Linked DNA regions of Mus musculus: region 2 is linked to region 1. The links are chromatin loops, found by intact Hi-C in ENCODE. Cell type or tissue: left cerebral cortex. All regions are shown on one strand. Region 1 holds the start of Nfat5 (nuclear factor of activated T cells 5). Region 2 overlaps Cyb5b (cytochrome b5 type B).

What was found. A loop is a pair of places that touch in the nucleus more often than their neighbours do. Peaks named below come from ENCODE experiments on the same cell type or tissue, not always from the same donor. Only the 100,000 strongest peaks of a DNase experiment are listed, where the experiment ranks them.
Region 2: it touches region 1 in a loop (1.8-fold over the local background); 1 of 42 quality-filtered maps calls a loop at or near these places.

Annotation. Positions count from the first base shown.
Region 1 is chr8:107,291,173-107,296,172 of GRCm38, reverse strand. Nfat5 (nuclear factor of activated T cells 5) reads right to left here and starts at 2,703. Exons shown (of 15, transcript NM_018823.2): 1 at 2,275-2,703; 2 at 539-592. The coding sequence starts at 2,347. In left cerebral cortex, CTCF peaks have their summits at 2,625, 2,834 and 3,434; DNase peaks (open chromatin) are centred at 1,936, 2,750, 3,131, 3,325 and 1 more place; H3K4me3 peaks cover 3,011 bases; H3K27ac peaks cover 2,900 bases.
Region 2 is chr8:107,158,083-107,163,082 of GRCm38, reverse strand. The region is part of intron 1 of Cyb5b (cytochrome b5 type B); the gene reads right to left. Among named protein-coding and RNA genes, the nearest start is that of Cyb5b, 9.9 kb to the right of the region's middle. In left cerebral cortex, a CTCF peak has its summit at 2,379 (motif pointing left); no DNase peak of the experiment used is centred here.

The DNA of each region.
Region 1 (5,000 bases):
TGTCTTGGGGCCTTTTTTCCCCCCTAAGCATCATTCCTATTATGTAGCTTTTCTTATCCTTACATATAATGAAACAGAAATAATGTCAATAATTGCTGAATAGATTATATATCATTTTGAAATTTACAACATCCAAAAGTTTTCAGTTTGGAATTTTCAAACTAAGTATGTGTTTGGTGTCACTGCTGTATTTATTAATTTGTCATCTTTACGTTTGAATCTTTGCAAATTTAGTTTGTGTTTAAGAACAATTTAACTGAAATACTAAAGTAGAACACCCAACACATAATTTTAAATGATCCTAAGGGATTTTCCCAAGGCCTCTCAAAGCAGATACAACGGCCTACAAGCAATTCAAGCACAGCAATGAAATCCACTGAAACATTTAGCTGCTCTAAAAGAAGGATCAGGCTTCTTAGTAAAAAAAAAAACTAGATTGTGTGAGTCTGCAAAGTTTCCCACTTTCCCACTTCAACTCCATCTCAGAGAAAGCCTTTGCACACTGACACACTATGCTGTAACAGGGCACTTTGCTGACCTTCCAATAGTCCAGCTCTATGAAAAGTCTGTGATGGGTGTAACTTCAGAGAATCTGAAAAACACAAAAAGCATTAAGTACTTTTTATGCTGAATGAGAAAAAAATGCCAAGGATAGCATACATCTCTTACATAACTATTATGTATTTTTAAGAGCCTAAGCCCATATTAGTTTAGTCTGCAAAAGGAAGGTTGGGTTGCTTCTACACTGGTCTCTAAAGCTAAACTTAGATTTTGATAAAGCATTTGTTTCATGGAAAATTATCTAATGATTACTGCCCAAATGGTATTACTGTCTTGACTATTTTTAGCATCCAATTGTGCATTAGCCCTATTCTAAGGATCATCTCTTGATATTTTCTCTTCTTTCTGACACTTCAAACTACAATATTTCTAAGCTACTTTAGGTAATATCTGAAAAACATCCTACAGGATAGTGACTGCCAACTAAATTCATCAAAGCAACAGACAATGGCCTGTAGTCTATAAAGTCTAGCACCTTCCAGGGCAAACCACATCCCTCTGATTCACTTCATATAAATACATTAACACCAGGCTTAGTCCTTCTCTACCCCAAAGAGGTGAAATTTTCTGGTGGGTTTGTAAAACCAAAAAAATAGGAGAAATGCTGGATTTCTTGGGAAAAGGGTTCACCATGGTTTATTTGTAAAAAAAAATATAAAAGAACTGTCTTTAGCCTCCTTCCACTGGTATAAGAAATGAGTACAGATGGGGGCATTTTTGATTTGATACCCCTTGCAAGGGGAACCTGTTCTGACACATTCTTGTGGTGTCCAGTGTAGGAATTTAACCCCAGCAGAGATCACCTCAAGTATTAATGTTTTAGATGCTGGGAATCCCCTGCAGGCCTTAGCCAAAGTAGTTTTAAATGGGATTTTCTGTTCATTGCCTCCTCTCTGCACGAAGCCCTTGAACAGCAACAGAAGAGAATTTTTCTCAAAGGGCAGGACTGTGCCCGAGCCTGGTACTCCAGGGAGAGGAATACAAGTACTCCAAGGAGGGCATCCCTATCTTTGTAAAAGAGAAGTAATTAGAATGTCACGGAGGTGGAAAGAGAGAAAGAAGATTGGGGCCTTTTCCAGGCAAGAAGATGACGAGGAAAGGAAGAACGCCTGGCCGAGGGGGGCCGTCCCGACATGGGGAGGGAGTGGACTAGGCCGGGGAAGGGGGGGGAGTAGGACGACCGCGCACAAACAAGACCAGAGGGAGAAAAAAAAAAAAATGGTGACCCTGAGCTCCGAAGCCCCTCGGGGCCACGCAGCCCGGCGTGGGGCAACTTTGCCAAAGAGGAGAGTCCGGGGGACACGAGCCGCGGCGCCCCGATTCCACCCCCCCTCCCCGGTGTCCCCAGCAGCGGGACCAGTGGGGTGATTCCCGAGCCGGGGGAGGACTGGGCCGGCAGTCCGCCGAGTGTGGTGGAGTCCGGACCCGCCGACCGGCAGGTTGCGAACCTCCGGGACCGCAGAGGACTCTGGGGGGCGCGCGGACCCTAAGCCCCCCGCCGCGCCGCCGCGCCGCGCCGCGCTGGGGAGGGGGGCGCCGCTCGGCAGCTCCGGGATCACCCCTGGCCCTCCGCGGCCAGCCCAGGACTCTCGTGAGGGGCAAGCCCGCCCGAGCCCGGCCCCGACGGGGGACCCCCCCACCCCAGCCCGGGACTCCGCGCGCTCGCGCTCCCCGCCCCCACGCCCCACCCCCCCACCCCCCCATCTGACTCACCTCGCGAGTACAGGGACTTGGGCGATTCCAGGTCTAGGTCCGCGCTGAGCAATGAGATGAAGTCCGAGGGCATCGCAGCTCGACCCAGCCCGGCCCGAGGGCAGCGGGAGGGGGGGAGCGGCGGTGGCGGCGGCACCTCCTCTCCGGGATCCGCGGGCACCGAACCGGGGGCGGTGAGGCGAGGGCGGCAGCCGCTGCCTCCTCCTCCTCCTCGAGGGCAGTCACTTCCCACCCGGCCGAGCGATGAGAAGGGCGGCGGAGTGGAGGGAACAGCTCTGCGGAGTGGAGAACTGACTCCCGGTGAGTCCAGAGACCAGAAGCTTCGGACCGGGGAAAGGGGAAGAGGGAGAGCCAAACGGGTCCGTTTCGGGCTTCTCCTCAGCGCACACTGACGGCCGCCGCCACCGCCGGCGCCGCTGACAGGAATCTGAGCCCCGCCCCCTCGTGGGGCACTGCGCACGCGCGGAGGGGGGGAGGTCCGGGAGCCCGGAAGAGCCTGGCGGCCGGCGGAGGGCGGACAGGCGCGCCACGGAACAGCATCAACAAGGGCTTCGCTTCCTGCCGTCGCTGCTGCGGCCGCTGCTGATCCCGGGCTGGGAAAGGGCCCCGCCAGCCAGCAGGGAGGGTGGAGGGAGGCGGCCTGGCTTCTGGGGCCCTGAGAAGGGAAAAGATTTTTTTTTTTTTTTTTTTTTTTTGCCTCGACCTGGTGGCGGCGAGCCTGAGGCGGCCGGCCCTGCTCCGTGGTGTACTTAGGAGGACACAGACCCTGGGGGACCTGGATGTCAGCCAGGAGGGGAAAAGCCCTCCAGGGACTTGCAGCGATCGAGGCCCGCTCGCTGGAGCTCAGCACTGGGGAATGGAGTTCCACAGCTTGGACAGCAACCGGGCCCTTCGGGGTTTTTCATAGCAGTGTCTGCAGTGAGCTGGTCAAGGGGCTATCAGACTCACTTTTTAATTAAGAAAGGGCAAGCCATACTCACCACCACCACCACCATCACGAGTTACCAAGTTTTGTTTGTGGATTTTGTTGTTGTTGTTCCTGTTCGTGGATTTTTTTGTTGTTGATGATTTCTGTTGGCCCACTCTGGCCTGGAGCTCACTATGTAGATCAGGCTGGCCTCAAACTCACAGAGCTGTGCTTGCCCCTGCCGGTCAGAAGTCACCATGCTCGGCTATTGATTCTTTTTAATGAAAATATTTTCCCCCCACGTTACCCACCACACCAAATTTACGGCGACTGCATTTATTTATTTATTTAGACAGGTGATTTTGTTATGTAGGTCTAGCTGGCCTGCAATTCGCTGTGTAGATTTAGACTGGCCTCAATTTTAGGGCAGTTCTCCTGACTCAGCTTTTCGAATGCTGGGATTACAGAAGAGTACCACCATGCCTGGCTTTGATTTTTGTTGTTGTTGTTGTTTAAGTTTATGTATAATGATGTCTCTGATAGTGAATGGTCGAATTTACTCCGGAGTGGAAAATAAAAGACAATTTAAAAATGGGATCATGTGAGTCCACATGGCTTGTGTGTAATGCACACGCGTGCGTGGGGTAGGGGGAGAGAAGTAAGCAAACATACTCTTCCACACGGGTTTTCATTTTTTTCACTGTGCTAAGGGAGAATGGAGGGAAAACATGTAAATGAGATTTTTTTGGCTGCTCTGTTCTCGGGGGCTAAAAGTTTCCGTTGCAAAAACACATCCTCACCTCCACCACAGACTGTTTCCTGACTCTTAATAGACTTTTGGGAAATTTTTAATCGAGTTATTAAAATATCAATTTGAGCACAGGGTGCGCATCTTGGAAAATAATTTTTAATTCTGTGTGGGATTTTGATGCCAACAGCCACGTGGGCAGTGTTTTTCAGGTGTTAAAGATGCCTTGATGTATGTTACTGTGTCTACAAAGCTGGTCACAAATCCTAAAACCCTGCGGATGTACCCATATAAATCCCTAACAAAGTTTTGCCTCTGTGATTTTGGGCACTTTATTGTGACTTGGAATGCTGGAGTTGGGGAAGAGTCTCTGAGCAAGGGAGGCCCCAGTGCAGGCAGCTCTGGGGTGGGCCCTTTAGCAAGCTTAACCTACAGACCTAGAATTTACATTTGTGTTATCAGAAACCACCTATCCTTTCATCTGAACATCTGATACAGGCTGCCTGATTATCTTCACTGAATTCTTAGTGATAATTAATGAACCCTGTGAGCATTTTCATCAGTCACAAGGAAGGTTTTTTGAGCCACCCCAACACATAGCAGAGCAAAACAGGAAACTACCCTCAAAATTCTATGGCCACTGTACTCTGTTGTAACACGTCCCAAGGGAAGTCCCTTCATAGCTGCTAAGAGACCCGCTCATTTGATAAGAGAAGATTCAAACCTCCTATTGCCTAACACGCTAAGGCCAATTGAAATCCTATAGCTTTGAGTTGGAGTAAAACATTGGTTGGTGACCTAGCCCTTCCATTAGTCACTACATAATACATGAAGAGGAAATTACAATGGACCAGGCTGAGCCTCAGTACTGAGAAAGCGAGGTGAATCACTAAGCATAGTCCTTTCTCCAAACCTATGAGATTGAAACACACTTAGGGTATAGGAAATCCCCTTTCTGACCCTAGTTAACAAGTCAAGAAGGGCCAAGGCCTCTTCCCCTTTCAGCTCTTCTCTGCCCTTTACTCAAAGTTTTTCCATTATGCTTTCTGTTGATCAGATTTTCTCTGCTTA
Region 2 (5,000 bases), 130 kb after region 1:
TCTAACGCTTCTACAACCACAGAGGCCAAAACCAGGAGTGGAGCCAATGACGCTGTTAGTGTAGGAATCTTCAGGAGGCCGCCACATCTATGCAGCGCCCTGCCTGCTGTACTTTCTTTTCTTTAATGTATATGGGTGCTGTGCCTGCATACGTCTATGCATCATAACGCGTGTGCTTCATGCCTGCGGGGTCTAGAGGAAGGTATCAGACCCTGGAGTAGAGTTACAATGGCTGTAAGCTGCCATCTAGGAACCAAACTTGGGTTTTCTTAAAGAATAGCAGATGCTGCTGAGCCATCTCTCCAGCCTACTGCTGTATTTCTTTTCTCATAGAAACTTTCATTTTTGAACATTTTTGCAAGGACAACTTGCAAGAGTCAGTTCTCTCCTACCACATGGACTCTGGAAACTGAACGCAAGCTTTGCAGCAAGCACACTCACCCAGCGTTCACTGTTCTTGTACTTCGGAAGAGAAGGAAAGGCAGGCGAGTTGGGAAGAGGGAAAAAGAGGACTAGGGACGACTGTTCCTAGTGAGAGGTTACAGTTAGAGGAGTTCAGAGGCAGAGGCCTATGTGGTAAGGACACGACCCTACATTTAATCCCAACACCACACGCATGCCACCCCATGCACACACTCCAAGGAAAAACCGAAAGAATCTGCATGTCACTAACTGTGTAAAATGCATCAAATTTACAAAAATAATTTAATTTAAAAGAAAACTTTAACAATCTAACTATAACAACATTTTACTCTGCTTGCTTCTAAAACAGTTCCACCATGGCAAAGCATGGGACTTTTTTAAAAAACAAACCACTACATTAACTAAAAATACAAAATAAGCCAAGTTTCTATGCTCCCAAATCAGGAAGAAATTTGTTTGTTTTGTTTATTTTAAGATGGCGTCTATTTTGTAGCCCTGGCTGTCCTAGAACTCACTATGTAGTCCAGGCTGTCCTTGAACTCACAGAAACACACCTGTTTCTGCCTCCCAAGTACTGGAAATGAAACATGAATGGGGGAAATTTCCTAAGACCCCCACTCCTGGATGAAGAGCTACAGGTGATCAATGGCTGCTGAAAGGAGTTGGTCTTCTCCAGGGGGAAGCTTCCTGATAGCTTACTCAATCCCAAGTGGTCAGTCCTAAACACGTGTATATGCATATGTATATATCTAACATTAAAGGGGACTATGGGAGAATTAGAGGGAAAAGAGTGGGGGATAGAAATGACCTAGCATACTTATATCTATTAAAAATCTTTTTTAAAAAAAGGAACAAAAGGAACCTTTTTTTTTGAGAGAGAGAGAGGTTTGTATCTTTAAATATATATATATATTTATTTATTCTATCTGCATGTATACCTGCATGTTAGAAGAAGGCATCAGACCCCATTACAGATGGTTGTAAGCCAACAAGTGGTTGCTGGGAATTGAACTCAGGACCTCTGGAAGAGCAGTCAGTGCTCTTAACCACTGAGCCATCTCTCCAGCCCATTGTTGTTTTGTTTTATTTTGTTTTGAGACACGGCTTCTCTGTGTAGCAACAGCTGTCCTTAAACTCAGAGATCCGCCTGCCTCTGCCTCCTGGGTGATGCCAGCAAGAGGACTCTATAAATGGATGGGTGGGTGGGTGGATGATGGAGAGATGGGTGGGTGGATGGATAGGTGGGTGGGTGGATAGATTTGTTTTGTTTTTGAGGCAAAGTATCTCTACATAGCCCTGGCTGTCCTGGAACTCACTACATAGACCAGGCTGGCCTAGACTCACAGAGATATACCTGTCTTTATCTCCCAAATACTGGGATTAAAGGTGTGTGTCACCATGCCCTATTTTCTGTTTTTGTTTGTTTATTTGTTTGTTTTTTTTTTAATGATCAGTGAGGATGAGAAAATTCTCAGTTAGTAAAGTGCTTTTCTCACAGTAGAAAGACCTGAGTCTTTACGTACTCAGACTAATGACCTGAGTTCACTCCCCATGAGCCACATGATAGAGGGAGAGAACAAGATCAGATTCCTAAAAGTTGTCTACCGACTTCCACACCTGTTATGACATACACATGTGTACACACTCACACTTTGAATGAATGTTTAATCATAAAAAAAATTTTTTTAAATAAAATGTATCAATGTATCAGATCACATTAATTAAAAGAAGGGACAAACAACTCAGTCATCTCAGTGACAGAGGAAAGCATTTGACCAAGTTCAGCACCCTGATACTCTCAAAAAACTAGAGACAGGGAAATTTCAGCAATAAAGAGCACTTATGAAAAACATACAAGAATTGAAAAGATGGCTCAGAGGTTAAGAGCACAGACTGTTCTTATGAAGGTTGAGTTCAAATCCCAGCAACCACATGGTGGCTCACAAACATCTGATGAGATCTGATGCCCTCTTCTGGGATGTCTGAAGACAGCTACAGTGTACTTACATATAATAAGTAAATAAATCTTTTAAAAAGGAAAAAAAAAAGAAAACATACACTAGAAGGCTCAAAAGTGAAAGACTGTTCCTTAGATCAGTGACAAAACCAGACACCAGTCCTAGGGACTGCTGTTCAGTACTGCACTCAAAGTCCTAGCCAAGACACTCACACACACACACAAATGGAAGGAAGGAAGGAAGGAAGGAAGGAAGGAAGGAAGGAAGGAAGGAAGGAAATAAGGTAGAAAGGAAAGAGGAAGGGAGGGGCAGAATGGGGGAAGAAGGGAGGAAGGGAGGGAGGGAAGGAGGGAAGGAGACGGGGAGGGAAGGAGACAGGGAAAAGCAGAAGAAAATCTTCCAAGATTTGTAAGAAACATATTAGCAGCTCACAAACTAAGTCAACAAAGTTTTAGGGAACAAGCTAAAAAAAAAAATGTTAGCATAAACCAGCAATGAATGATCCAAAAGAGAGGAGGAAGAAGAAAAAAGAAGAGGAGGAAGAAAAAGGAGGAAGACAAGGAAAAATAAGGAAAGCAATTCTTCTCAAAATAGCATCTGGAAGAATTACTACCTGAGTTCAACCATAGCCAAGGAAGTCAGGCTGGCCTCAAACTTTTATCAGTCCTCCTGCCTCAGCATCCGGAGGACTAGGATCACAGGCATTCTGAGCCACAACTGACTTATATGATTCCATTTCATGGGTGCCTACTGTAATTAAATTCAGAGAGACAGAAGTCAGAACAGTGATCTCCGAGACTGGGAGCTGAGGAACTGGGATCTGATCCGTAATGATGAGCATTTCAGTTAGAAGGAGAAAGCTCTGAAGATGGACAGTGGTGACAGTTCTCAAAAAATGTGGATGCACTTAATGCCAAACTATATGCCTAAAAGTGGTGAAAATGGTGACAGTTACATTTAAAAACCATGATACTAAAAATGTTTTTCATTTAAAGAGTATAGCGAAGGGCTGATTAGATAGCTCAGTAGGTCATGGTCCCTGCTGGCAAACTGAGTTTGATCACCAGAACCTACAAGGGGGAAGAAAGGAAGGGACTCCAGAAAGTTTTCCTACACAACACTGTAAGTGAAGCGAGTGCCACTGAATTGCACAGGTCAAAATGGTTACAATGGAGACGAGCTAAGGGTGCACAGCTGGGTCAATCCTAAACCCTGAAAAAGCAAAAGGTCGAAATAGCTTTACACACACTATAAATACACACACACACACACACATATATATATTATTTACTTACTATTATAAAAGAGACTTACTATTATAAAAGAGATGCTAAATATACATACCAATAGTTAACATAAGCCAAAATTTGCTTTTAAATCACAATCAAACAAGAGTGTGGGACTATTCTCAGTAACCTAGATCAGTTGTCTATACTAATTAAAAATACTAGACAACAAAAAAGTTTCTTCTTTGGCCTAGGGTGCAGCACAGTGGCAGTGGTCCCTCAAACATGCAGAAGCCCAGAGTTTGACTCTTAGCATAACAAGACCCAACACAGCAACACTCACCAGAACTCACCAGAACTTACAGGAAGCTGGAGAGCTGCCTCTGCAGTTGAGAGCACTTACTGATCTTGAGGAGCACTCAGTTTGCTTCCCAGAACCACACTGGGCCAGCCTCCACAGGCTTCTGTACTCAGGCCCAGATACACAGACATACATAAAAATAAATCTGAACAAAACCCATCACACAATCAGGAGCTAGAGATACAGTTCATTCATACATAGAGTGTTTGCCTAGAAAGTCAAAGGTCCCGGTCCAACCTCTTCACCACAATAAACAAAATCCTCACCTAGCTTAAGTAAAACACAGAGCCCACGAGCCTTAGCGCCTGCTTTGCATACAAACTTCTTGTGTGTTTGTTTTTGGGGTTTTATTGTAGCTCAGGCAGTTCCCAATTCAAGATCTCCCCAACTCAGCTTAATAGGTACAGGGATTACAGATAAGAGACACGCAGCCGGCATGCATTTAAACCTCATGTAAGCTACCACACAAGCTAGTAAGAGAGAAGACACAACTGTGGGTCTATTTATTTCTGACTCACTCAAGCAAAAGTAACCAAGTCAAACACTCCGGCTATTAGAAAACTGTCCCCTAGTGAAGGAGCTCAGGCAATCAACCCCCCCAAGAATTCAGAATAGGGACAGAAACGGTCTTAAATTCAATTACTGTACTAAATACTACTGACAGAGGACACAAAAAATCTATGCTTTAGTAAAGAAACGAAAGGACAAACTACTTATGGGAATCATTCCTGATTACTAAGTCTAAGGAAAGAACAGAGGACTGGGGGCTGACAGGAGAATGTGAGGACAATTACAGTTTAACATCCTAGCTGGGAAAAAATGATTCAAGTTCTCTGTGGATGGAAATTCCATACCGATGCAGTAAAAATGTGACAATGGAGCTCTCCTGAAGCCCACCTGACTTGGAAAATGGAATGAGAGTCATTAGCTTGAGGAAGCTGCAGAACTAGGCTGGACGATAAAGAGCAATCTCTAGCCAAACACAGACTATCACTAAAGCCAAATACAAAGATCAAAGTATGGCAAGGCAGA